Regions from separate parts of the Mus musculus genome. Here all the other regions are linked to region 1. A link is a loop called in an ENCODE intact Hi-C map of the cell type or tissue named here. Cell type or tissue: heart. All regions are shown on one strand.

Region 1 (4,000 bases):
AGAATGCCACAGCACTGGCAGAAGGGCTACTACGGACAACTAACAAGGCTCCATGTCACTCTGGGTGACCCCAGCCTAGCAGGGAGAGCTTCTCTTTTACAAGAGTGTCAAACAAGGCTCTTCCCTGCTCTCCTGTCAGACACCTTACAATCAAATGGTCTTTAGAGGTGTCACTGATTGACCAATTCAGAAACTTTCACCTTGGAAACTCCACCCCGGTCTGACTCTGGTCTTTTCCTTAACAGAACAGACAAGGGCTCAAAAGTAAACAAAGTACTACCCCGCCCCCCATGGCTGCCTCTGGCCAGGCTCCTGTGGCCTCCACCTCACCAGTGGCTGAGGAATTTACTGCCGCTGACCAGCTGTTTGTGCTGCAGGAGAGCAGATAGGGAGGAGTGAGAGAAATCTCTCCTCAAAGGCGGCCTTCGTGCCTTTAGTACAACATAGCATCCGCTCCTCCTTCAAAGACTCACTCGCATCCTTCACCCCAAGAAAAAGTTTATCACCTACTGGACTCAAGTGCTGTCCCTAGAAGCAAGCAACTTGCTTGGGACTTGCTAGTAAACATCTTTTTTTTTCTCCTCTGTTTCTGTTTCTGTCTCTGTCTCTGTCTCTGTCTCTGTCTCTCCCTCCCTTTCGCCATCACAGTGCCACATCCCAAGGACTAAATGAAGCACACATCACTCACTGAAGCATTTTCAGATGATCTGAACTAATCCTGGTTCTTCTTGATCTCCACAGTTTATTATGGAACAGGATAAACGCAAGCAGCTCCATGGTGAGAATTTTCATGCACACACAGACCTAAAAACACCAATGGCCTAGGCACACATTCACAGATTGTCTCCACAGATAACAATCCAAAAAAACAACAACAACAAAAAAATGTTACTCGAATAGGTGGCGGAGAATACATTTGGAAGACACATGTAAAAATAAAAGACATTGATAAAATAAAAAATAAAGGAGGTACCCAGAAAGCCGGGAAGGGCTGGGTTACAGCTAGCCCGTATAATAAACAGTTCTGTGTTCCATCCCCAGAACCAAAGTTTAAAAAAATAAAATAAAATAAACAACCTAAGACAACAAGGAAAAAAATTGACATTGCGCGGAGTGCACACCACTTCCCTATCACACTTGAGGATGTGTTCCGATGGGGGCTTGGTTTCTCACATGTGTTAGCTCTTCTTTCCATTGGGATGCAGTGAAACAAGCGGTTCAACAGAGGCGCACTCCCTGATCCCAGCATCAACCGTGAGCCCATCAGGGCAGCAGGAATGCAGTCGGTTTAGAAGAGGTGGGAGAAGTCACGGGGTAGACCACCACTGTGACCCCACTGTGCCGTTTTTTTTTTTTTTTTCAACTGGAAGCTGTTGCTCTACCACTGGTCCAGATTTGTCTGCTGTCAGGTTTACTGCCATGGAGCCAAATACAGTTCACCATTCTAATACCCTATTATTCAGTTGCCTCTGTTTTTGTTATGAAGTGTGAAGTAAATCAGATTATCTATAGGACAAGACTTTTTTCCCCCTGAACTCGATGAAGAATCTAATTTATATTGCAAAGGAAAAAGTATCTCAGTATCCTAAATTCTTCAGGGAAGCACTCCCCGCTGCTCCAAAGCCTACCCCAGATATTCACCAACACAAAAGACCAAAAAGTTCTTCTGGGCTCTCCTGTGAGGCACAAAACAGAGACACCAATGCACCTTCGAAGTCCTCGGCAGCCTGACTTCGAACCCATGACCGTCATTCCTGATAAGAAACACCAAGGTCTGATTCTAATTATGAAAAACTAGTTAAGGCAGTGACAAAATACCTTTCCCTCCCATAGATCCTAGATGAACCGCTGTCACCGCCCCAGAGAAGAAAACAGGCTAGTTGCCCATTGTTTCCCCAACATCCATGCAAGGGGCACATATTAAATAGGCCAAACCATTAGAAAACTTGAGAAACTTCAGCCCTGCCCATTGAGCAGAACAGCTTGCCTCCTGGTGACTGGCAGAACCTTGAAATAAACGCAGCATGGGAAAAATAACTGAGGTAGACAGTCAAACCATCCTGCCTCCCAATGGTGGCAAACTTCACAACAACTTTTTAAAAGCAACTAACTACAGCACCTCAGCCTATATAGACAGACTGTGTATATACATGCACATGCGACTACCTGGAGGCAAAGGCTGTTTGCAAATATCCCTCTTGAACTTAGAGCAGGTCAGGGAGCTCCAAGACTGCAGCTTTTCCACACCAGCTTGGACTGTCAGAGAAGGTCATTTTGCTTAGCTACTTCTTTTCCACCCTTCATCACAGGAGTTTTCTACTTTCAGATTGCTCAACTTTCATATGCACTAGCGTAAAACAACTATTCAGCAACTTTATTCACCTTGGTTTAATTTTTTTTTTCATTGTGCAATGCCCAGGAAAAGCTGACACCAAGACTGTCTTAGGACTTGCAATCACAATCAGAAGAGAAGAGAGGGTAAAATTCTTGTGTGATAGAACGGGGGGGGGGGGGGGAGGAGGGGCGTAAAGAGAGAGAGAGAGAGAGAGAGAGAGAGAGAGAGAGAGAGCATCCTAGTGGAGCCCCTAGAACTTTTTCCCTAGAGACCACCCCTTGGGAACAAAAGTTACAATTCAGTCTCACGTTATGCGTAGGAATAAAGAGAAAGGGTTTTTCTTTTTCCTTTCTTATTTTTAAGCGCACTAATTACGGAGGTGCTCTACAGATCTGAAGACAACCCGGGTTCCTCCTACCAATTGAGAGCGGCATTACATTGTCAAAAAGAAAGGGAGTGGGGCTCTCTTTCTCTCTTGTCCTCTTGGGCTATTACCTTCCCCCTACCTTCCCTATTCCCTTCCCTCTCTCTCCACGTGTTCATGGCCTGCCTCTACTTCTCTACTCTCTCCCTCTCTCTGCTTTTTTCTGCCACAACTACCCTCTTGACTCCCCTCCCCTTGCCCTAAATAAACTCTATTCTATACTATTAAAAAAAGGAAAGAAAGAAAGGGAGTGGGGGGGGGAGGCAGGAGCCCAAGAGGATCTCGGCGGAGAGGGGTGCAGCAAGGTTACACTAAAGGGTACAGCGCGGCCGCGAGCTGCATCTCCTTTTCCCTCGCGCCCCAAATAATTCCCCGCCAGCCTAGCAACTGCACCAGCAGCCCCGGGGTAAGGGGGTTCCGATCGCCCAGCGGAGGAAGGAGGGGAATCCGATCGTTACCTTAATGCTAGACTGAGCAGGAGTCTCAGACATGTCTCACAGCGAAAGGGATCAGGAAGTTCTCAGTTTTTTTCCACTTTCCTTTCCTCTCCCCAACCCAGAAACGCTCGGCGGGGCAGCGGGATGCGGTCGTTTAAGAAGTTTCTTGCAGCATCGCTGGCGGCGGCCGCCCGAGGGGGAGGGGGGGCTCTTCTCAACGCGCGGATTGGGCGCGAGGTGCGGGGGCGTAGGAGCCGGCGAGCACGGCGTGGGGTGTGCGGGTCGCGGCGCGGCGACCCGGGCGCAGCAGGCCGGCCTGGCGTGTCTCCTCCCACCCGCGGCCGGCGCGCCCGCCCTCCCGCGGCGCTCGCTCGCTCGCTCTCTCGCTCCCTCGCTCCCTCCCTCCCTCTCTCTTTCTCGAATGTTTTCCTTCCTGGAAGAGAGAAACTGAAAGGCAGAACTGAGAAAGCTCTCTGCTCATTGATCTTGAGAGTTTCAGGGCAGAAACTGACGTGAATTCCCAGCACCCGGCTCTGCCTCTTAAAGGAGCCACCAGGAAATAAAAGCTCGGGTTACCGCGGGCCGCGGAGAAATCAAAAGGCGTGCGGGGGAGGGGCGCGGGATGCCCACTGGGCCGCCCCGAGGCGGAGGACGCCTTTGGGGAACCTTGCAGCGTGGCCCAAGGACCAGCAAGCCTGGTTCATCTCTCTCCCGACTCCCCTGGCTGCGCCTCAGGAGGACCTGGGCCACGCACAGTAGGGGCTTTTCTGTGCACTCCCAGAGGCGCAAATGCAGCCTGGGGAC
Region 2 (4,000 bases), 53 kb before region 1:
ATCCTCCTGGCTTCAGCATCCTCGGTTGCTAGTATTATAGTAGTGTCCCACCAGGCTGGGGTTACCTACCCCCATAGAGCCACATGCGCTAAGCTACCACTCCACCATTGAATTACATACCCAGCCCTTTAGCCCTTTATTTGTTTGTTTGTTCATTGAGACAGGGTCTCACTAAGTTGCCCAGACTGACCTCAAACATCTGATGCCCTGCTCTCAGCTTCCTGAGTAACTTAAGACTACAGGAATGCACCGCCGCATTTGGTACAGGCTTTATTATTTTTATGGCCTGCCCATCTGAGAAACAGGGAATGAGAATTCCTTCTCTCAGCATATCGTTTTTCCTCTCTAGCCTCATTCCCAGTGCCCGTTCTTCAAGAATCTGAACTTGAGCACTTGTGTTTACTTTCGTCTGAGCTCCCTGAGGTTAGATTGTTGATGTCTACGCAAGCCAGCGATTAGCATTCTGACTTCAATTCCTTCTTCAGTGTCGGCCAAAGGAGTCCAAGAAGTTGGCCACAGCACCGCCTGGGAACAATAGGCCCTTTCTACCAAATACAGGTTTGTCTTCCTTTTCAAACTCGCAGGAGTTGGTGCTCTGGCAGAGAGGGCCACCTGAGGGTACAGACTTCATTGTGAAGCCAAGGGCTCCCCAAACAGGAAAAACCAACCAGCGGGTCATATGGCCAACAAAGTCAAGATTTTAGCCCCAGTTCCATTTATAGAATGGGAAAGGTGAATCTGATGGCCTGTCACAGCACAGACAGATACAGCCATGAACGCAATTGTCTTAGAAATGCCAGGCATGGGCTCGGAAGGGCAATGTGGCAACCACAAAGGGACTCTCCTGTCTAACCCCCAAGTCATCAGACTTGAGAAACCCTGACCATTCAGAGTTTCTCACTTATCTGTCTTCCTCGCTTATCTGCCATGGTCACAAAGAACAGCCAAGCTGACCCCACTGCTTCACTAGAGCCTCCCATGAGGTCGCTAGAAAATCCACAGCTGGAGCTTAAGCAATGGCTCAAGGGGTAAGAGCACTTGCTGTTCAAGCAGGAGGGCCAGAGTTCAAATCCTTAGCACCCACTAAGAAGGTGTGGTCACATGCACACCTGAAACCCAAGTGCTGCTGGCAGCAGAGAGAAGAGGATCCCTGAGGCCTGCCGACTGCCAGCCTAACTCCAAGTTCAGTGAGACCCTGTCTCACAAGGGAGTAAGACAGAATGAGAGAGTAAGACACTGGGTGGTTTCTTCTGGCCTGCTGACAGATTTCTGCCTACACGAACCATGAGCCCCTACATATGTGCCCCTAAACACACATACACATCTACCACCACCACCACCACCACCACCAACAACAACAACAACAACACACACACAACAACAACAACAACAACAACAACAACAACAACACACACACACACACACACACACACAAGAAAGGGGAAAAGAGGGGGGGAAGTTACAGGAGGGGAGGGAGCCTTCCCAAGTTCCCTCTATATGAGGCATGGGTGACGTGGGAGGTCAGAAGCCTGCCTATCTCAGAAGCTTCGAGCACATTCTTTTACTCATTTACTAATAAGAGCCAAATAAGGGACCATGAAAGCTAAACCTCACCACACGAGACTTCCTGCTCTGGGGGGTTTGTTCAGCACAGGCTCGTGACAGATAGTCTTGCAATGAGGGGCATCTGGGCTCCCTGGAGAAGAGACACTGTCTCTTATCCATTCTGTCCTTCACCAGCTGGGCAACTTAACCTGCCTGTGGTTATTAGTCAGTCTCAAGCATCCAAGGACAGACGGAATGACACCCTGTTTTTTCTCACACTGTTATCATCAGTAAGGAATGAGATAACCACAGCAAATAGTTCACATATTTTTAAAATGCCGCTCTCCAAATGAAAGGCCCTGTTATTTTCATTACTCGGTGGAAGCTGGACCTGGGGACATCATGAGCCAGGACACAAGGCTGATGCTCACAAGCAGAGGGACACTGGCTTCCCAAGGAGCTCTTGGCAGGGAAACTTCCAGAGGACTTGTCAAGAGTCAAGCACTAAAATGCCAAGTCCTCTGAATCCAGAAAGGACTGAAGCAAAGATGGTGGCTCCAAAGACAGACTCTGCTGCTCCATGCATGGTCTCCCGTGAAGCCTGTGGGTTCAGGGCTCCTGCTCCTAAGTTTGTGCTTCCAGAGACACTGACACGGGACACCCCCTGCCTGGGTGACCTTGGCAATGAGCGGAGCACAGAAGTAGGGCAGCTCAGCTGGCTGTCCTGATTGCTATCAATCTTCTAATGACACACTCTTCCCATCCTGAGGAAGCTGTGGTACTGGGCTAGTACCTATCTTCAGAGTCCTTCCACAGTTTTGGAAGGAAGCATCGTTTGCATTTGAGGAGGCTGTCTGTTTTCTGCCGGCCTCTTCAACATGGTTTTTTTTATACGTTTGTTAACCTAAACTCTGGTATTCCGTGTCCTTAAATCAAAGAGAGCAGGTCCGACCAGTCTAAATCAATATACGTTTTTTAGCTACTCGGGCTGAAAAGAATTGAGCAGTCTAGAGTATGGGCTATTGGCCAAAGAACTGCTCTATTTTCCCAAAGCTGATGATCTAATCTAATGCTGCTCACAAACCTCTGAAGGCCAGGGCAGAGAGTAGGAGTAAAGGAGCCAGATAGTTCACACACACACAGACACACAGACATACACACACACAGACAGACACACACAGACACACACACACACACACACACACACACACACAGAGACACACACACACACACACACAGCACTAGAGCCTGGGTTAATAAAACTAGGATAGCTCAAATTTTGGAGTACTTTTGGCCCTCTAAACAAACTTTACTCTATGAGAAGCCCTCACGAGTCACGTCCCAGAGCTACTGAATCTGGGAATCGGTCCTTTTTTTTTCCATCCTGTTTTTATATGACATCATTTATTTCCTGCCTATAGTGAATTCACATCATATTGGGAAAACAACAGAAAAGGAAAAGACCACCCTTTCTTCCTTCTATTTCCTATATCCCTTCCTCCCTTGACCTTCAGGCTATCATCCCCTCTGCCACTTATCGTTCAGCCACAAAGCTTGGCGCTCCTCTTAGCGGCTGTCACTCACTCATCCAATATCTTCTGGAACTACCATGTTCACCCAGTGAATGACACAAAGAAGAAAGTCGGTGAAGACCTTAAAAAGCCGAGTCTCCGAGTTTATGGTGCTTGTCTTTCAATGGCGACACAGACAAAATACACGCAGGCCGAAATAACGTCTATAAAGAAACAGAGGAGTCTCAGATAAAAGCTACGGAGGGAAAACCCGGAAATGCTCTGCCGTGGCCAGATAGCTGCCGGCCTCTGCCTGTTCTCCTCTTCTCCATCCCTCTTCCTTTCTTTTCTCCTTTTCTCAGTTCCAATGTTTATGGACAGATGTTTAATTGACTATTAAGTGCACAGAGCAGTTACCTATCCCTCCTAAAATCTACCTCAAATGTTAAGTTGAAAGGGGTGTTGACAGCTCAGACAGTACAAAAGTCAACCCAGGAAAGTGTCCGGCTCTGTCATGTCACCTCTGGGAATAGCCATCACCCAGGAGATATTCTGAGGACCCTGGAGGGCTCTGTGAATCCTCCAAAACATCTCCCCGAGTCAGCCACTCGCTTCCTTCCACCCAGGACTCCTGGGATAGGAGAACTAACAGAGCACCAACTGCAAGCCCAGGCGATCAGGGTCAAGTGGTCTGCAGTCTCAGTATTATTTCATTTGGCTTGCCCATAAGTGTTTTTGATTATTTTTACATCAAATATTATAAAGTTGGTCCATTTAGATTCTTTATTTTATTTATTTGTGTGGGAGGGCGCACACGCCAGAGTGCACACATTAAGGACAGGAGACAATCTGTGGGGGTCAGTCCTTGTCTTTCACCTTTAGAGTCTCAGGATTTAAACTCAGGACTTCAGGCTTGGTGACAAGCACCTTCAGCCACAGAGCCA
Region 3 (4,000 bases), 110 kb before region 1:
GAAAAATCTCTAATAAATATTTACCAAACTGATCTGTAAATATAATTTTACTATCTTAGCCCAGTACTGGGCCTCAACCCCAAAAGAGTCCATTGGTGGATTAATGAAAAACCATGATGGAGCTCTGAGTGTTTACAGAGTATGTTTGAGATCGCAACCTAATTTCTATACAGGAATGAAGAAAAGCTGTTGCTGTGTTCACTGTAAGGACAAGGAAACTGAGGCCAAGAGGTTAAGAGACTTGGCTGCATTGCTGGCTGTATAGTGCTAGAAATGACAGTTTAAAATCGTTGGTTTCCAAGGTCTGTAAGTTTTTGATCCTACTGACCTAGGCCTAACGAATAATGGCTGTTCTTACACACTGCCCAAAAGATGCTGTTATCTTTTTCTCTCTTAATTTGTTTTTTTCTAAAGGCAAAGAAAGAAGGAAAGAAGGAAAGGAAGGGAGGGAAGGAAAAAGAAAAGAAATGTAGGGTGCTGGGGTGTAATTTAGTGGGAGAGTAAATTGCCCAGGATGCACAAGGCCCTGAGTTCTATCCTTAACCCAACCCTAACAAAAGAGGGGGAAAGGAGGGAGAAGAAAAGGAGACACAGAGACAGACAGACAGAGACACAGACACACACAGAAAAAGAGAGAGAGAGATAGAGAAAGAGATGCGTACTCAGGAGGTGACAACAGGAGGATTACATCACGCCCAAGGCCTAGTCTACAAGGTGGGTTCTGGATCAGTACCAGGGCTATGAAGCAAGACCCTGTCTTAAAAATAAAAACAGCAACAAAGGGAATCTTCATATCAGTGTACAAGACAAAACCAAAACTCCGCTACACTGGCTGACTGAAGTGCAAAAAACTACACGCTCAGCACAAGACCGTCATCTGCCCAGTGCAGAGAGAGCTCTATTTTCTTGAACAAAGCCGGCTTCAGACCAGCTCTGAGATAAGAATAGCAGTTACATGGACTGCCTACAAGATTTTAAGGGGCAGCTAAAGGAACCAGCTGAAGCCATCTTCAATCATTGTTTTCAATCATGTCAAAAGAAGGAAAGAGATCACTCCTAAGTCTGGGCAGCCTCGGGCTTTACCATCACCTACAAGGAGGCTCCAAGCACTCCTAGGATGGGCGAAGCTGGTAAGGAAAGGTGACAAGAGGCAGGAAGGATGCCCCAGGCCTCCCCGAGACTGCTCGAAGCCTGTTAAAGACAGAGATGGTGGTAGCTAGTGGTGGGGGTGGGAGAGGGAGCATGTGGGAGACTGTGAAGGAAGGTGTGGGGGGACAGATATAACCCAGCATATAGAAACCTGTCAGGATGGGATTTATTTCTGTTCTGTGAGGGGGTATAATAGGGCTTTGCCTGCACTCTCAATAGCTGTTTTGAAGTGAACCCGGCTGGTATATCTTTAATTTGTCATTTCATTATGAAACTGTTTCCCTTCCAAGAAGCCTTCACGTCAGGAAGCTCTGTCTGCCCACACAGGAAATTCCTTTGCTTCAACTTCCCCAAAAAGGAAATTTCCCTCAGAAGTGAGCCCAGCATATGCCTTTGAACAAGGCTGATTCAAGAAACTTTGGCAGCCGAATCCCAAAAACACCCCTGGCTTTCAGCTGCTGCCGGGACCCAGGGATAAACAGTTGGTCTCTGGGCCAGTGGGTGGGGACCCCACCAAAGCTCTCCATTCTCTGATGCCGCCCTTGTCCTCTACTGCAGCCTGTGGGACGTGGAGAGCTTAAATCTGCCAGGAAGGATTGAAGTATCTGCATCCAGATCCACAGAGACAACAGATAGACCACACACACACACACACACACACACACACACACACACAGACACAGACACACAGAGGCATCCCAAGACAGTGTCGGCACACACTTATCAGGATCGCACATAAGATTTCAGATTTTTGCCAGAGAGGACAGGATTTCAAATGAGTAGAGCACACATAAACAACATGGTAAGTAACAGACTCCCAAAGGTGTCTATCACTCAAGAACCTTTACCTCGGGTGATGGGATTTTCCACATAACTTTTCCCAGTGAAGATTCTCGGCGAAACATGGGAGGCGGGAGATGGGGGGGTGGGGACGGGACGTGGGGAGTATCTCCAACCACATCCCTGTAAGAATTAATCTCTCAGACATCGTGAGAACAGCTAAGTGGTGAGAATCCAGAGCAGCTGTGCTATAGAGAATTTTATGAAGCTTCTGAAGAGAGAAGCTGCCAAACTTGCATTTAAGTTTTTAATTTTCCATTTCAAATCACTTTATTTAAAAAAAAAAATCTGTGCAAAGGACGGATCTATCTAAAGCACAAAAAGAAGAGACGGTGTTGAACCTCAGACTGGGTGTCAGGCAGTGGCCAGTGAGAGACGGAGACAGATGAGGAGCTAAGGCGGCCCTGGATTTTCACCCTGCAATTAGAGGGCACTAGAACGGCAGCCTGCTCAGAGCTGATCTTATTACACTATTTATGTGCCAGGGCTCTGAAGAGATATTATTTACCAGGAAACAGAGCCGTATTTAAGAGACGGATGAGAATCATGAAGCTCACTGAAATCTCAATATATGAACCTTGAGGTTTGGGGTTGCGGTAGCCATTTGCTGTGAGGTGGTTTTTTAAATGTTTACTTTGGTGAGTTATCCTATTTTTCTGAAATTTATGAAGTCTTAACCGCAGTTGAGTCTCAGAGGGAATGTGACACTGTTTTTCATTCTTTTCATCTAGATAATAGGGCTTTGGTTTATACTGGGAAGGAAGGAAGACAGAGTCTGAGAGGCCACTGGACTGGCTACCAGCTCTGTGAGTGGCGCTGGCTGAGCTTGCCTTTTTAACCTCCTTAAACTGGACTTTTCATCTTAATGGTGAGGAGAAGGAAATTCAGTTCACAGGGCTGTCAAGAGGACTCAGCGACAAAATGTCTTACATGCGTGTAAGTTACCCCGGTAAGGTCAAGATCTTCCTGACCCCCTCACTGAAACGTGAATTCACGCGCCCCTTCTGTGTGTGAGGATCTGTACCTGCAAACTCACTGTTTCTGCCCAAGGACACAAAGGGCGTGGATCCTCAGCATGATGCTGGCCTTCAGATGCTCAGCTTGTCTGGTCAAGATCATCGCTGGCATCATCTAGAGATAGCACCCGAGCATGCTAAGCAGTAGGACTGGGTGCTCTTCTCAGCCTCGGGGCTCCAGGTTTAAAATACTTTGTCTTCATCAAGCAAGGGACCTGGATTTTGTCCTGCTTCACTCGTCTATCTCCTGAGCAAAATTACAGACGTTATTTCCAACTTGATCCTTGGCCTTCCACGTCAGCTACAGATCCCTCCGATACAAGGGAATTGAGAAATTTAATAAACTAATTTGCATGAAGAAAGGACGTGGGTTAGTCACCATCTCTATCCAAGGCACTACCTACCTACATTCCTGACTACTTTTAAAAAGTGGGGCTAGGGGCTCAGAAGAATTGCTTAGCAGCCAAAGCACCCACTGTTCTTATAGATACCCCAAAGCACCCTGTGTGTGCCAGTTTAGTTCCTAGCTCTAGAGGCATGTATGTAATACACATATATACATAATTACGAGTAACTTACTGACACACATAAAATAAATAAATCTAAAAAAAAAATGTTTTAACGGAGCTAGGTGGGAACATGCCTGATGCAAAAGGAATGCTTTTCAGAGGTGGAAAGGCAGGCGCAGAGAAGTTCATTACAGCAGATAATTCACACTCAAGGCGCTCATAGTCATTTCAACTGGGGGACCACATTCCCTGCTTTCGCAGAACACTGGCCCGGTTCAGAGGCAACTAGAAGCCCTCTCTGTCCTGGGTGCAGCAACAGGCACTTGGGAATCTGAATCTTCCATTCAGCAAACAAAGATGCCAATAGGCAGAGAGTGGCACAGCTGTAGGTACAATGTCAGCGCTACAATACTCCATTGTATCCGCCATGTTCTTTCCTCATAATGTGTGGGTGGTAGAAACCATCACAGGAGTTTTGTGATGTAG
Region 4 (4,000 bases), 110 kb before region 1:
TGTAGCTCTATTACTGGAATCTCAGAGTGCCATCTAACAGCTATTAGCATCCACAGTCGGTAGGAAGCACTAAGGATGACCAATTTCAAAAGAATGGGACTTATTCTACCCATCCAAGCTGGAAGCGGGAACGTGAGTCTAGGTGGCTGATAGCACCTGGGAATCCACACTGGGCATGTGGTCAGAGTCAGGAACTGCGTAAGTCCCCCCAAATCTTTCATTACCCTTGCCTCAGATGAGATTAGTAAAAGAACCCCTAAAATACTCATACTCGGCACAAGCAGCTGAGAATCCAAATTTACCTAGGACAGCAGTGAAACCAGTTAGCACCTGGAGGTTCCCTCTGCGATTGAGTTGTGGAAGGATGCAGCTGTCGGGGCCATTCATTCCTGCCTGAATCTTCAAGAGTGAGTTACAGAAGAGGTGCAGCAAAAGGACAGAAGAAAGGGGGGAAATGTATGCTATGTAGGAATGGGAACTGTATCAGACTTGGGTAAAGGCATCTCACTAATGCTTTCTGAGAATGAAGAGGAAGGGGAGAGGTTAGGGAAGTGTACAACATGCTAACATCATCCAGGATCGCCATCATCCCTGCCCGGGGGGGTACAGTCGGCATATACATGAGCCTGCTTATATGTAGAAGGGTAAGGCTCTTCAATCTGCAAACCTTAGCCTGTCAAGAGAAGGCCACAGAACTTCTCAGGACTTAAAAAAAAAGGGAGATAACAGAAACAAGGTAGACATAAGGTCATTTTCTGTTGACCATGTCTCTTTCCCAAAACTGACTGATTTTCAATGTCTCATATGTTTCAATGGTTCTGTTTGTCACAAACCTATGCAGAGTCTAGAGTAAATCAGACACCTCTGGGTTCACGTATTATGACGGTTAATTGTTAATGTTGACTGTCTCAAGGCATGTCTAAAGGACCTGGAGTTAGGAGGGAGATGTGATAAAGTCATCCCGGTAGGGGTTGGAGGGGAGGAACTAGGGATGTATTTGACCAAAACACATTGTGTGCAGTTCTCAAGGAATAAATTAAAATGTATTTGAAAACAGACAGGAACAAATACCCGAGAGACTCCTGAGGCACACCTCTGAGTATATCTGGGGGACATTTCTAGACACAACTGCATCATTAGGGCTGGATTAATCCATCGATGGGTCCTTAATATGATGGCATTACTGGAAGATGGAGAGAAACAGGAAGCTCTGTCTAGAGGAAAGAGGCAGGCCATCGGGAACACGGCCTTGGGAACACATCTTGCCCTGACTTCCTCTGCTTCCTCCTTACCCCATGAGGAAATTCCTCCACCGCAGGCCTTTACTGCCTTAATGATCTGCTTCATCAGGGGCCCGGAAAAGGGGGCTAGTGACCACGGACTGAACTCTCGGAAACCATGAACCAAAACATAGTTCTCCCCTGGATCTGTTCACATCAGATAATCCCAGCAGCACAGAAACCTAAGCCATGTGTGTATCTATGCACGTGGGGACCAGCAACTGCCAGCAGCCTCCGTCTAGTTCAGAAGGCAAAAAAAAAAAAAAAAAAAAAAAAAAAAAGTGAGAGCCCTTGACATGCAAGAGGTGGCTGTGTTTGCCCTCTGGATCCCACCGAGAGTCAGAGCAAACACCAGAGCTCTTGCTGGAGGAACTGCCTTAAATGTGCACACAGCTCACTGCAAGAAATGTGCAGCGAAAGAAAAGGTCAATAAACCTCTGGTTATATGTTTAAAGAGAGAGAAGAGAGACATCTATAAATAGCTGCATTTATTGAAGTTGCTTCCTTATCAGGAAGCATGGAGCTAGGAATTAACGTCTGCCTGCATCGGAAATTCTTTCAGACAGCACACCCAAAAAGGAAATTTCCCTTCCGAAGCATCCTGGCTGGCTGTTCCATTGTAGACAGCCACCCCCCTCCACTTTGGAGTTATCTGAAGCAGCTAAACTGGACCCTTATATTATCCCATGTGCTGTAAGGAAAACTGAGAACAGTGAGCATTTGGTTATAAAACATGAAGGTCCCCAAAGGAAGGTTTAAGGGGCAATAAAGGACTAAAAAACGTCAGCAGCTTGACCAACTTTGCCAGAAGTCAGTACTGCTTTAAGACACTGGCTGGGAATTAGCCTCAACTCTGGTGGTGATGTCACCACATGTCACAAGCAGCTGTAAGGAGAGGTCACCTCTGGAACACTACTGATGGCCAAGGGCCTAGGAAGATTTGACAGACCTGAGAAGATGAGAGGGGAGGGCCAGGGAAAGTTCCAGACTGAGGGAGCCTGTCAATCATGGGAAACTATCAGCAATGAAACCCTGCTTGCACCACAAGTCAAGAACACCAATCTCAATACTATGTGGACTGTGGACGAGTTAGCTCCAGGTCCTTTCCCTAAGGAGACAAATGTAGTATGAGAGTGGGGAAGCCTCCTGCTAAGCACAGAAGACCACAGCAGACCTGCACTGAGTTACCCTCCTCCCCACTATTGGCATCATGCCAGCGTTATGCATGTGAACTCTGTCGTTTACAGGAATCTCTCACCTCTCAAGAGTCAGCAGACATTTCTAGAAAGTTAGTCTTAGAGAAGCTGAACCCTCTACTTGGAAGACACTGTCCTGAGACTAAAGCCCATTCAGTCTTCAGAGCTGGTCCTCAAAGGCCTCTAAAGCCAGTCTTGCCATGGGTTGCAGAAATAAACTGAATTTCAATCTCAGGTCACACAGACACACACACACACACACAAATAAAGCAAAGGGACAGCAGAGCAGTGGGGGAAAACCAGAAAGAGACAGTCCTTACCCTTGGCTCTAACACTACCCGAGACTCCCCCTCAGCCTTCTGAAAGGGACATGCTAGCGTGATGGAGGCTCGTGCCTATCCATGTCCAAGGGGCGTCTTTAGAACCATGTCTGCCATTGAACCCTTTATTTCCCATAGTCTATCCACATTCTTTGGACTAATCTTCCAGTCCCAGAGACATTGCCTATATGCCTCCTCCTAAAGAGGCTAAAAGCTAGCTTGTGGGGCAGAAATCCTGTTAGACCCTTTCCCTCCTGTGTGAGCCTGGACAAGCCCATTGACCTGAGGCTGGATCTTGAACACCTGCTTCAAGAACTGTCACGTGATTAGATAACGTGTACGGATGTGTCTTGTTTCTCACGACACGATAAAATATTAACTAGATTATATTTAGCTCTCATGGTTGTCTCTGCTTTTGAGGACAAGCATGACTTCAAAGTATAGAGAATTATGGTTCCGGCCAATTAAAACAGAGGCGCCCGCCACATCTGTCTGTGTGTGCAGATTCTGATGGAGTTCAGCTTGCCTTGCAACTGGATGAACCCCAGTCACTCTGCTGAGGAGACACAGCAGCAGAGTGGGGTGAGCAGCGAGGCTCTCACAGGAACTAAATTATTAAACACACACACGCAGGAGTAGTAACGTAAGAATTCTGAAAGATTCACAAGGAAAGAAAGGAGAGCCAGGGGACCATTTCTGGTGTCCCGACTCTGGAAAACTCAGGGCAGTTATTATGGCTATTTATTAACCCACAACATCATAATCCAAAGCCCTGTTAGATATGATACATGAGTCCCGGGTTCCGATTTTTTTAGTATCAAATCTTAGGGACTGAGTAAGGCCAAACAGAGAGAGTAAGATGCAAAGCCTTCAGGTAAATGTCATTAACGTCGACCGCTGATTGAATGTGATTAAATCAACTAAACAGGGGATAGTCGTGCTTAATAGAGGTTTAAAACAAGGCACAGAACTACTGAAATTCTGCTGTATACACCTGAAACACATGTATCTTGCTACTCTACAGTCCAACCTTACCAATAGTGTTTGGGGCCTGGTACTTAAAAGGCCAGGAGAGCCCCTATGAACACATTACGAATCTGTTATGGTTTAGATCTCTAGATCTCTAGAGACCCATATGAAGAAGAGCTGGACACCAGAGCCTATGGTGTTATTAGAATATGGTGGAACCCTTAGAAGGTGGGGC
Region 5 (4,000 bases), 350 kb before region 1:
GGCTTCCTGTGTTTATAGCGTAATTATTAAATAATTCCTTTACACACATTGGAAATGGCATCAGGCAGTGTTATCAACTTTTCCTTGATTGTGGAGGGCTTTTGGGGCTGCTTCTAGGAATTTGGCAGGACTTTGACATTGGGCTGGGACACGAAAGTCCACTCAAGGTGACTACAGCTAAGGAATCCTTTGTATCTTGATGGGTCTTGTTAGAGCCCTGAATACAGTAACCTTGGGACCTTTGTTTATGCCTTGTTTGTTCCCTGACTACTTTGTTTATGCCTCAGGACTGGCCATTTTCTTTGTATGTACCTAGAATGATATAGAAGCAGACTAGAAAAAAAAATAACCCCCCTTCAGCCTCAGCCCTGGCTGGAGTCCTGCTATAGTGTTGTCTAGTTGTCTTTTTCTTTTCAACCCTCCCTCCCTCCCTTGAGACCCTGTTGGCTGACTGAGCTGGCTTGATCACTTCAACTATTAAACACATTTTAGGAATTCAAGCAGAGAAGGCGCCTCCACTCCACCCACTCTCAGTTTTGCTCCCCCCGCCCCCATACCAATTTTCTTGCTTCATAATCTTCCAAGGTTTTCTGTCTTCCTCTCCCATAAAGAAGTTTGGCCATTCTTTTTTTTTAGACAGGGTTTCTCTGTGTAGCCCTGGCTGTCCTGGAACTCACTTTGTAGACCAGGCTGGCCTTGAACTCAGAAATCCGCCTGCCTCTGCCTCCCGAGTGCTGGGATTAAAGGCGTGCGCTACCATGGCCAGCTTAAGTTTGGCCATTCTTATAGGGATGTCTTGCTGGAGAAAGCTTCTCTTCATCTTCCTTCATCTGACACTCTTATGATTTCATCTTAATTCAGGAAGGACTGTTTTTGTTGGATACTGGCCTTTCTGACTTGTCTGACATTTGTAAATTTGGTTGTGAAGCAGAACTCACAAAGTTCCTGCTTTAGAGATGAATATTGACAGGTGACACATTTTGAAAACGTGGGATTTATGAGGACAGTAGAGCAGGATTGTTAATAAGCCCGCAACACCAAGGTCCAGAAAGCCACCCACCCAAGGTCACGGTGGACATCAAGGACAGAACTCACTTTCCAGACTGCTCAGTCAGCAACAGTGTGTCCTGGCAGGCACGGCAGCTGCTCACCACCACTGTGTTTCATGGCTATGGAACCCAGAATGATAGTCAAGGGCACCCTAAGGACCCGAGGACTCATGGTGAGGGAAGGGGCACCATCCATCGTGTCTTACAGCGCAGAAAGTTCTTTCGTGCTGCCATTTGTCAGTTACAGAACCTTGGATTCAGAAGATGTTAAATACTTGTTGATTTGAACAAAGCACTATGGCTTGCTTATATATTTGTGCTTTGTGCTTGTGAAAAGACAAGGATTTTTCTTTGTGAAAAGGAGATTTTTTTTTCCAGTCGCCATCTCAAAGTGGCTGAGTTCGCAGGAGACAGACCACACGGGAGAAAGAATCTATCTGTACCTGTCTGGAGCCTTTCATAAACACAGGACAAGGAAGGAAACGGTGCCGTTCAATTGTGGCCACCAGGTGGCGCTACACACACGCTGTCGAGTCCAATTTTCTAGTCCTTGAGGATTTTTTTATTTACCAAAAGCAGGTGTGTGTGTGTGTTTGTGTGTGTGTGTTTGTGTGTGTGTGTGTGTGTGTGTGTGTGTGTGTGTGTGTTTAAAAACTCCACAGGTCCTGAACGTCTGTGCAGAATAGTAGAGATGAATGTAAGTGGGAAACTCCCAAAGAACTTTAGCTATCTAGTTGTGTAGCAGATAATCCTCTAATAAGTGGAGAGAATCAGGAGTCTGGCACAAGAAAGCGCTGGCATTCTAGGCTCACACTCCTCCAGGACTTGGGCTCCAGGGTTGGCAGGTCACTTGTGTGGACCCTGTTTCTACTTTACATCTTTGGGAGAATGGCGATTTCCACTTTTACTTAGGAAGCCTTTTCCTTCTAAACTTGTTTCATTTATTGAATTTTTTTTCCCCTTCCAGGACAGCCTGGAGGTTTCGAAGGAGGGATTAGACAAGGCCATGTCCGGTAGTTCCTTTTGGGGAGAGCTCTGGAACACCTAGTCTTATCCATCCCTCTGAAGGAAACTTGTGTAGGCACATCCGTGCTTCTCCGCATCCTGAATCTCCTGGTCTATTTAGCAAATTTGCTCTGAGGAGGAGAAAACCCAAACCCCACGCTTCCATCCCCAGAGCCCTTTCTTGGTACCACAAGAAACAAGTGAGTGTTGGCTCTCTGCCACTTTGATTGTAAGCCAGGGACCACTGCACCCGGATGCCCAGCAGTGATGACTGCTGAGGTTGCCAGCCCTGGGTACGCATTAGTGGCTGGGCCCGACTCCCGAAGTTTCTGCTGCGGATGCCGCTGGCCTGGAGACCAAACTTTGATGATCGCAGGGCAGAGAGCTGGTGGGGGAGAATCTGCAGCCAGAAAGAGCTGATGGTAGCGGCTTCGCTGAGCTTTTTCTCCGGGGGGGGGGGGTTGTTGTTCATTCAAGGATCGCAAATCACTGCGGAGTGCCTGTCCTCCGAGAGTACTGTACAGCGTTCTTTCTAGACCAGTGCCTCCGGACTTAGCATTGCAGTGGGATGAATACGAGCTGACTCTGGCTTCCCGGAGAGCCTGGTTTAATGGTTTCAGAGTGTAGTCTGGGCATTGGTAGCCTTAGAAGCTCCCTTAGTGGGTACACCTGAAATTCCGGTCCTCGGGAGCTGGAGGCAGCAGGATGGTAAATATAAGCCTGGTCTGGACGATATAGGGAAAGACCGTGTCACAAGCAAACAAGGCCGTTAGGTGAGCCTGGGCTGAAAATTACAGTTCTAACTCGTACTGTCCGTGCACTCTTCCATTTGTTGTTTGCTTATTGCCTATTGTCTTGAACTTTAAACTATTGACCCTCCCACCTGCATCTTCTGAGTGCACATGGCTCACAGGTGTGCACCGCCGTGTCCAGTTTATGCCGTGTTGGGGATGAAGCCCAAGGGTTTGTGGGTGCCTGTCAAACATCCCACCAACTCCAGCCCCAGCCCCCTTTCTCACATTTATTATATCTGAAATCTCACTGGGAACCCAGGTTTAACTTTCAAGATCTAGTTCAAATATTCCCTCCTGAGAGACTTGCCTCCCTCCCACTCCTCGCCATTAATTGCTGCCTTTTCTGTCTCTAGAAGTATTTTGGACACACTTGACTTATCACCTCTTTTTCACTGGATTGCAGTTATTGACATCCATACCTTCGCTTAGCAGTCAATGGTCCACCTCTCAGGGGTTTTAGTAATTTGTGACAGGATAAATCCGGTATGGGGGGCATGCAGTTAAGCATGCGTGGGACTCTGGCTAAGGCTGTTTATTCACCGTAGTTCTGCACAGCAGTTTGAGTGGGTACCCAGTGTACCAGACTCCAGCGGGTACTGGAGAACACAAGGGAGAATTTATCCTGGAGGTGGGTTCTTGTTCAAAACCACCCTGGGAGCCACTCTCAGAGAGACAGGCTTGGCTGCAAGAGCCCAGGCACCCACTACAGTCAGGATTATGTACACACCGTTGCTTGTCTTTCAAGAACCAGTTTTTGTCTCTCGCTCCAGCCATATCCATGCTTGGATTGTCGTTGGTTGCCTGCACACACATCGCCATTGCTGAGTCACATCTTGCTCTTCCCCCACAGTGCCCTCCTCGCTCTTGCTTGGCTGGCTAAAAGCCATGGCCTATGTAGTAGCTTCCTGGGCCTCCAAGGCTGAGCGCCGTCTCTTCATATTCTTTTAACAATTTACGCGTACAGTGTAACTCTCTCCAAAAGTTTATGTGTTGAAACCCCACAGATTTATGCTGATGGGGTTTTGAGGTAAGTCCTCAGTGCTAATTAGGAGTAGGTGACATCCTAGGGGACTGGAACCCTGACAGTGGGATTAGTGACTTTGTAGGAAGAGATGGTGTCTATGTTTACCACATGGCAGTCTTTATGGTGTC
Region 6 (4,000 bases), 220 kb before region 1:
AGTTAATGGGCCCCGGACAGAGGTAACACATGGAAAAACAGGGATCTTTAATTATTTCCTTCCTTCATAGCTACCTAATTGTGTGCCCAGTGAGGAGAAACCAAAGAATCATGGGCAGGCTTTGGAGGCAGCAAGACAATCACCCTCCAATTCAAGGATGAAGCCTGTGTTCTGGCAACAGCTTCCCCAACAAATATTTGGCCCTTTTACCTTATGGTTTCCCCAGAGTCGAGCCAGTCCGTTGGGATCCACTATCCGGAATATTTTGGATTCTTTGTCCTCCCATCGGATGAAGTTTTCGTACCGGCTGTCAGACAGCAACTGATAGACATAATCCCAAAGCAGTCTACAGTCTACAGAGGAGAGAGGAGAGTGCTGTTGAGAGTGTTTTTGTGGAGGCAGTCACAAGATTTAGAAAAGGGGTGTGGAACCACAGCTTGGGCCTGGAGTTGACTGTCTTATTTCCTTATTTCACAGGTGAAATGGGTCCTGAGAGAGCCGGGGAGCTCCTGCCGACCTTTGACCCTTTGACCCAGGGAGACTCGGTGTTGACCAAGGCTACCACCTTTATATGAGGACCAAGGAGGAACAGACTTGTTCAAAGTCACGACAGAACTTGAAGTTGTACCACCCAAGCTGTACCTGCAAATGAATAAATAGGCTTTGATAACAGGCTACAGAGAGGGTAGATGGATAAATGGTAGAAAGAGAATATCTCTCTCTCTCTGTGTTTCTGGAGGCCAGAGGTTGACATTAAGTGTCTTCATACATCATTTTCCATCTTACTAGTTTTGGAATTTCTCTGTGTGAGTGTGTGTGGGCATATCCATATACACTGAGACGCTAGAGGAGACACTGGTATCATGCTCTGTCTGCCTTATTGTCTTGAGACAGGGCCTCTCATTGAACCTGTAGTTCACCACTCCTGCTAGGCTGGCAGGCCAGCAAGTTCTAAAGACCCGCCTGTATCCACCGCCGTCCCCAATTCTGTGGTTACAGCTGTGCATTTTACATGGCATTTAACCTGACTTTTACACCACCGCTTGGGATTCAAACTCAGGTCGTCTTATTTGCATAGCAAGCACCTACCCACTGAGCTATTTCGCCAGCCCCTTCACCTACATCTTATTTATTTAGAGATATAGTCTCTCACTGAACAGGGATCCAGACTGTCTCTGTTTCCCTAGAACTGTTTTTACAGAGGTTTGCAGATACATACTGCCTTTATGTGAGTTCTGGGGGGGTCACTATCAGGTCCCCATGCAAACACTTTACTGACTGGTCCATTCCTCAAGACCAGAAAGAAAATCTTGTGTTCCAATGAGAACAGTATGATAAAAAAAAAATTAAAAGATTAGACTATTTTGCAGATGGTGGAAGATGCTGAAGGGATAGTGGAAGACAGGGGCTAAAAAGAAAACAGCAAGAAATGAAAAATGATGGGAAATTAAAAACTATGTGGCTTGGTGACGTTGGCTGTGGGGACTGTGGCTAGCATTTAAAAAAAATACAGATGTTCTCATTAAATCATCCTTTGGAGGTCTTTCAAGTTGCTTTATCATAATCATGGTGGAAAGGAACTTCGTGCAAGAATATCATTTCTCATTTGGAGAACTCATACCCAATTAAGTGGTCAGACAGCAAACATTCATAAGATGATTTAGTGTTGTCCTGCACTGGGCTCAGCCCAGAGTTTTGGCTGTGAATCTCTGGTTTCTAGTGCTGTAATGGTACCTGGTTTGCCCTCCAGCCCAGACCAAGGCGCAGCAGAGACAAACATGCACCTTCTGGGCATAGCAGATGCTGGACTAACCCCTGGCTTAAGAGTAGGCGCTGCCCTTTCCAGCTGCTCCCTGAACGTGCATCTCACGTATTTACAGGCACACCTGTGTGAGCAAATGAGTAGCACAGGCATGCAGGATCCCACAGGGACCAGAAGAGGGCGCTGGATTCCCCAGAACCAGAGGTACAGAGAGTTGTGGGCTGCCATGTGGGTGCTGGGAACTGAACTTGGGGTCTTTGCAAGAACAGCGAGTGCTCCTAACCGGCTTGCCAGCCCCAGTGAGTGCCTTTATAAAAGATAACTGCAAGAGCTCCCTTACGTATCTATCTGTGAGGACACAGCAAGAAGATGCTACCTAGGAAAGAGAGGGAACATCCATTAGCAGACCTCAAATTGACACTAGAGCTCTGCCCTTCAACCCTGGAGTCTCCAGAAAGTGGGGGCAGCACTTCCTTCCTTTTCCTCTTCCCTCCATTCTTCCCTCTCCTTCTCCTGTACTTCCTGTTTTGTAGACAGAGTTTCAGTATGTAGCCCAGGCTGGCCTCAGACTCATGGTGATGTTCTTGCTTTTACCCTCCAAGTGCTGAGGTTGCAGGCATGTACCACCACATTTTGCTAATTCCCACTGTTTGTGGTCACCTTACAGCATTTTGTTTCAGCAGCCTGGATGGCCTAAGACAAGACCTGAGCTGTGATTCTCTAGTCTGGCTTTGGTGCCACAATCAAAGGGCAGGCACACTTGAGTTTTCTGTAGTCTTACCTGACTGGAAAACATCTCCCCCAAACCAAGCCCTATTCACATAAAATGCTATTCAGTGAGGAAAAAATGAAGTGTGCACACGGCCCCTGTTCTGCATGCCTGTGTGGTAACAATCATGTGTGTATACCTATGAGAGGAAAAGCATGTGGAAGCCAGAAATCAAGGCTGGGCATCTCTTTAACTGCTATGCACTGAGAGACAAGGTCTCTCATCGAACCTGACACCCATCAGTGAGTGAAGCCTGACTGGCTGGCTGGTAAGTCCCAGGGTCCTCCTGCCTTCACTTACCCAGTGATAGGGTTACAGGTGAGCACCTCCATGCCTAGCTCTACTGTATCCACCTCAGTAAGGTTAACAGAAGGTAAGCACAGCTCTGGGCTCCAGCCCCGCTGCAGAGCTCAGACGTAGGCACAGAGCAGACAGCTCTCCTGACCTCCATTTCCATCTGCGCAGGGATTTTCCACTGCACTTTCTTTTACTATCATGGCACAGCCCAGCTGTCCCTTGGATTATTTCTTCAGCTAAAGGCTTACCCAGCCCTGGGGTGTCAGGTAGTCTTTTCAGAGACCTCAAACTTGGTTCCTGAATGTGACTGTATAATGTGCCCACTGGATGGCGAATGCAGGACAGGGCTCGCCGGAGAACAGACTGTACTTGTAAGCTTCAAGAACATTTGTATATTGCAGTGTTTTTCCCCTTTCATAAATTTGAAAGTAACCCCAAACAAGCTCCCAATTGATCACTTTAAATGACATTTAATCCAGCAAAGCCAACATTAGCTGCGTAATAAAAACGTTGACATTCAAGCCACACTGAATTACTCAGCCACTAACGGAAGTAGCAAGGGGAATTTCATGGCATAAAGCAGTTGCTTCAAGCTCAGAGTGTAAGTGGCTTTTATAGCACTATTGATTTCTCTGTTTCTTTAAAAATTATGCCCAGATGATAAAAATAACTGTCTGACCACACAGCCATGTTCTTTCTTATTTACTATAGAAGTATAAGCCACCTGAGTTATTTTTCTTTTCAATATTTCTATTAAGTAAAAGGCACAATCTCTTGTTCTCTAGATCTTTTGGATACTATTATCAGAGACCACCTGGAATTTTCTAGCTTTGTCTGATGCCATGTCTGTACAGATGCAATGTTCTTTGATCAATAATAAAAATGCTATAATTCAATAAATAAAATAGGCTATATTCTGTTAACAAAGTCCATCCTATAAAGCAACTGAACATGCATGTTTATTATTTTTAAACCATAAGTTACTTATTAATTTTAAGTTTATCTCTCCTTTTTAAAAAGAAGACTTATTTATTCATTTAATATATCTGAGTACACCGTTGCTATTTTCAGATGCACCAGAAGAAGGCATCAGATCCCATTACAGATGGTTTTGAGCCACCATGTAGTTGCTGGAAATTGAACTCAGGACCTCTGGAAGAGCAGTCAGTGCT
Region 7 (4,000 bases), 330 kb before region 1:
AAAGCATCAGTCTGGCCTTTCCAGCCCTCAGACCACAGCCACTTCTAAATAGAAGTTCCTGGGGAGTACCCCTCCTCCCTTTCCTGTCATTGTAGGGCACACTGCAGGAAGCCAAGGACATTGCTTCAGGGAAGGCTGCTTTTTCTCTTAAGAAACCTCAGGTCATTGAAACCAAATGGTTGTCTGTATCCTGAAATCGAGTCAGGCTGAGAAGGCGCGTGGGGGATTCGGTTCCTGTGCCTTGGGTTTCCCCTACCCAGACCCCTGTACCCAGCACACCTCTCTCCTTGCCTCCCAGACCCCTGTACCCAGCACACCTCTCTCCTTGCCTCCCAGAGAAAGCACAAGAAAGCCTTTGGCCAATCTAAGTCCTCGAGCCAGATTTAGCAACCCCTCATGTCTCTCTAAAGGTTAAACAGTTCCCACAGGGCACCAGAAAGGGTTATTGAAAACAGCAGGGTTTTTTTTTTTTCTTCTTTCTTTTTTTTTTTTTTTCTTCCTTAACTTCACTTCTGGTAAATCTCTGATCCAGCATCTAGTGGTTAACCACTGATACAGGAAGTGACATTTAACGTTTTTTATCACTCATCCAGAAATGGAAGAACAAGGCAAGTCTGTGTTTGGGGAAGATGGATGGCTGCCCACCACCTTCATCTTAAAGGCACATCACCTCTTTTCCTGATTGTTGGGCTGATGGCAGCGCATTTCCCTCCAGCCTGCTTGCTTCACTGTTGGGGGTGCAGTAGGGGTGTCAAGAGGGTAGTCAAGACCTTATGTCCTGGATGGGAACAACCTTGTTGGCCATTGATAGGGGTGAAACGGATGGTATTTGGTTCCTCTTTCTCAGGAGCCGTTGCATGTGGGGACAGGCAGGAAGGAAATGAGCTGGGATGCCTGTGTCCCAGGCAAAGGGAACCACAGACTCAGCCTGGGGTGGCTGAGTGCTGGAAGCCACCTGGCCAGCTGAGACTTGGAACAAAAATCCTGCCGGCTGTGGGAAGGAGGGCAGTCACCTGAAGCCTTGTCAACCCCTGCCAAGATGCTCCGTGACTCTTAAAGCTAATGTTGGACACGGCAAGCCATGACCAGGGCCTATGCATTCGGGTTAGCAAAGCAGTTAACCTCTGTCACTGGATGCTTTCCTGTTTGTCGTGTTAGAAATAAGGGGGTTTTCTGTGTAGCTTCTAGGTAAATCCCTGGTAACAAGGGTGACAAGGACAACAACAAACACTCTGAGCAATCCCTGCCCAGGCTTTGCCCCACCTACTGGGGGGTCTGAGGACATTGAGAAGCTTACATGGGAGCCCTGCTGGAGGGTGTGGGTGCATCAGACACTGCATTGCTGGCAAAGACCCCTGTCTTCCCATATTTACCAGGGTGATGGATTTCTCTGAGAAATTCCCCCTTCTTCTGGCAAGAAATGACACGATATCATAATGAAAAAAAAAGTCGCTGGGTTACAAATTATCCTTTCTCTTCTGGCCACCTCTGGTCTGACCACATGGATTCTTGGCCCTGTCAACACTAGGAGGCAGTGATGCCATGGGCCTGCTCTGTCACCGAAATGGGCAGGAGCTACAGGGTCAGCTGATGTTCACCACGAGGCCAGCTGGACCTGTGAGTCAAGTCACCTCTTGATTTCTGCTCTAGCTTGCTCTGGGGAGGATCTGAAGTGACTGTGATCTCTTGGAACCTCAGTTTGTCTATCTAGACACTGCTTTGGAGATCTCAGGAGAGCTACAGATTGCTGCAAAGGAAATGTGTCTTTCCAAGTTTGCACTTTTCTCCATGAGAGGGAAGGCATGGGTGACTTCAACGTGTTCCTGAAAGGACAGAGTTGCACACAGGTGTCACATGCCCCAGGCTGTAGGCACCAGTGGTGGTGGGACTTTGTGTTGGAAGTAGCTGTGAGATGAGAGCATGATTCTGGTGGTCCTCAGTGCGAGCTCTTTCTCAAGCACATGCCTGCTCCCCACAGAGACTTTTACCTGATACACCAAAGTGGAACAAGCATCAAAGCCAATGGAGCACTTTCCTGTGCCACAGGACACAAAACCACCCCACATCTCTGAAGAAACAGCAGTCTGCTCACTGGTGCCAATGCCTGGCTGCCCATGGTTGGGAACTTAGGAAACAGTCCTGACCAGGTCCCCCTTAGAAACCAGCACAAGCATTTGCATGTGAGTGTACATGCATGTATACATGCGTGTGTATGTGTAAGTGCATTTGTATGAGTGCATGCACATGTGTGTGTGTGCATGTGTGTACCCATGCCTGTGTATGTGCAGAGGCCAGAGGAGAACATCTTTACAGTATTCCCTTGAAGAAGGCAATCCCACTGGAGTTCAGAACACTTCAGCTAGGCTGTGCCCCAGCGATCCAGCCATCCCCCTCACCTACAGCATTAGGCTTGCTGCAGCCATGCATGCCCAACTTCTTGGTGGGTGCCAAGGATCCAAACTCAGGTTCGCATGCTTGCTTGTGCAGCAAAAGTGCTCTTACCCACTGAGTCACAGCCTCAACATTTTTATAAGGGTCTTAAGCACATTGACATACAGTCTGTGTAGAGAGCCTCCTATTTAAATGAAGAGATTAATAAGTTAAAACACACACACACACACACACACACACACACACACACACACACACACACACACACACCACCACCACCACCACCACCACCATACAGAAAATTATATGCTCTGATTTTGGTAATTACAGAGAGATGCACAGAGGTAGAGCCTCTTAGCCCTGCCCAGGAAGAGCCGGTGCAGGAGGAAACGTCTCAGATGAGATTTCAAGATTAACGAGGTGAATCAGTTGAGAAGGAGCTGTGGTAAAAGCAGGTGAAATTAGGAAGGATGTGAGATTGGGGTGGGTAGGAGTCAGGACATGCTTTGCTGTCTCCCAAACTGTGTTAACAGCCACAACCTGCCTGCCGGAAGTAGGGGGTAAAGGGAAGGGAAGGAGCAAGGGTAACTTTAGGTTTGTCACGGGCAGTGGGTGGCTGCAGATGCCAAGCCTCTGGGCTTGAGGCTCTACGTGGGAATAAGTAGACTTATCTATGGGAGGCTCACACAAGTCCTAGACGCTGCCCAGGCCCGAGAGGTTTTGCAGGCAGCTCGTGATTGGTGGAGTCTGTCCAAGTGTCCTGTGGGTAACGAGGTCATCCTGGGAGCATCATGGGACGATGTTCGCCTCAGGGCAATGATGAGGGTGGGTGCTGCATTTTTTGCCTTTGCCAATCTGTTCAGATTTCCAGGGCTGCTTCCCACTCAGGAAGCTCATTTCCTCAGCTCAGCCCACCCAGCTCAACCCCAGAGTCCTGAGGCAAACCAACAGCCAGTTGCCACGTTCTGTGATCCGTTATTGCATCCGTTTTTCTCACTTAAATCAAATCTTACTATCTACCTATACTCACGGAAGAAATCCTCAAGTTGGGTTCTTAAAATAATAAGTAATAAATGTTTCTCTCCTCCTTGGTAACTCTCCCCCTTCCTTTTCTTCTTCTTCCCCCTTCTTCCTCATTCTCTTCCCCTTTTCTCCCTCTCTCTCCCTTTCTTTTCTCTTCCTCCCCTGCACCCTTCAAGCCAGAGTGTCTTTATATAGCCTAGGCTGGATTTGAACTAATGTTTTTCTTGCCTTAGCATTCTGAGCATTGCCATTACAGGCATGTGTGACCTTACCCAGACTCCTTTATGTTTTTATTAATAAACTTAGGTTCTAGTAGAGTCCTTATAGACACCCATGTCATTTCTGCCTATGGACTTCCCTCATCTGGAGAGTACCACACATTTTTTTTAATTACATACAGCTGTGCATTTCCACTCCTACAATCCACTGGGGCTATTTTCAAATTCTATAGCTCATTGTTCCTGTCACCCGTTCTTGATTCTTTGTCTTCTCATACTCTTCCACTATTATCCGATTGCCTTTTGGAGGGTTCTTTATTGCTTTGCTTGGCATACTGTTATTGCACCAAAATTTTAAGAACTTATTC

What was found. Peaks named below come from ENCODE experiments on the same cell type or tissue, not always from the same donor. Only the 100,000 strongest peaks of a DNase experiment are listed, where the experiment ranks them.
Region 2: a loop joins it to region 1, with 2.2 times the contacts of the local background. A loop is called at or near these places in 8 of 42 quality-filtered maps.
Region 3: it touches region 1 in a loop (4-fold over the local background); 14 of 42 quality-filtered maps call a loop at or near these places.
Region 4: it touches region 1 in a loop (3-fold over the local background); 14 of 42 quality-filtered maps call a loop at or near these places.
Region 5: it touches region 1 in a loop (7-fold over the local background); 11 of 42 quality-filtered maps call a loop at or near these places.
Region 6: a loop joins it to region 1, with 2.0 times the contacts of the local background. A loop is called at or near these places in 3 of 42 quality-filtered maps.
Region 7: it touches region 1 in a loop (2.0-fold over the local background); 3 of 42 quality-filtered maps call a loop at or near these places.

Annotation. Positions count from the first base shown.
Region 1 is chr6:134,035,356-134,039,355 of GRCm38, reverse strand. It overlaps Etv6 (ets variant 6), which reads right to left and starts at 3,656. Exons shown (of 8, transcript NM_007961.4): 1 at 3,218-3,656. The coding sequence starts at 3,250. In heart, a CTCF peak has its summit at 2,055; DNase peaks (open chromatin) are centred at 315, 3,375 and 3,795; H3K4me3 peaks cover 4,000 bases; H3K27ac peaks cover 3,698 bases.
Region 2 is chr6:134,088,063-134,092,062 of GRCm38, reverse strand. All of the region lies in intron 1 of Etv6 (ets variant 6), which reads right to left. Among named protein-coding and RNA genes, the nearest start is that of Gm46978, 21 kb to the left of the region's middle. In heart, no CTCF peak of the experiment used is centred here; DNase peaks (open chromatin) are centred at 522, 1,006, 1,622 and 1,982; H3K4me3 peaks cover 561 bases; H3K27ac peaks cover 3,651 bases.
Region 3 is chr6:134,149,628-134,153,627 of GRCm38, reverse strand. The region is part of intron 2 of Etv6 (ets variant 6); the gene reads right to left. Among named protein-coding and RNA genes, the nearest start is that of Gm52920, 35 kb to the left of the region's middle. In heart, a CTCF peak has its summit at 1,649; a DNase peak (open chromatin) is centred at 1,577; H3K27ac peaks cover 2,891 bases.
Region 4 is chr6:134,142,191-134,146,190 of GRCm38, reverse strand. The region is part of intron 2 of Etv6 (ets variant 6); the gene reads right to left. Among named protein-coding and RNA genes, the nearest start is that of Gm46978, 33 kb to the right of the region's middle. In heart, no CTCF peak of the experiment used is centred here; DNase peaks (open chromatin) are centred at 1,260, 1,870 and 2,180; H3K4me3 peaks cover 340 bases; H3K27ac peaks cover 3,908 bases.
Region 5 is chr6:134,387,234-134,391,233 of GRCm38, reverse strand. All of the region lies in intron 3 of 4933406J09Rik (RIKEN cDNA 4933406J09 gene), which reads left to right. Among named protein-coding and RNA genes, the nearest start is that of Bcl2l14, 7.1 kb to the left of the region's middle. In heart, a CTCF peak has its summit at 1,534 (motif pointing right); no DNase peak of the experiment used is centred here.
Region 6 is chr6:134,258,043-134,262,042 of GRCm38, reverse strand. It overlaps Etv6 (ets variant 6), which reads right to left. Exons shown (of 8, transcript NM_007961.4): 6 at 211-353. Among named protein-coding and RNA genes, the nearest start is that of Gm17089, 11 kb to the right of the region's middle. In heart, a CTCF peak has its summit at 1,920 (motif pointing right); no DNase peak of the experiment used is centred here; H3K27ac peaks cover 407 bases.
Region 7 is chr6:134,363,698-134,367,697 of GRCm38, reverse strand. The region is part of intron 3 of 4933406J09Rik (RIKEN cDNA 4933406J09 gene); the gene reads left to right. Among named protein-coding and RNA genes, the nearest start is that of Bcl2l14, 31 kb to the left of the region's middle. In heart, a CTCF peak has its summit at 1,527 (motif pointing right); DNase peaks (open chromatin) are centred at 187, 867 and 1,537; H3K27ac peaks cover 974 bases.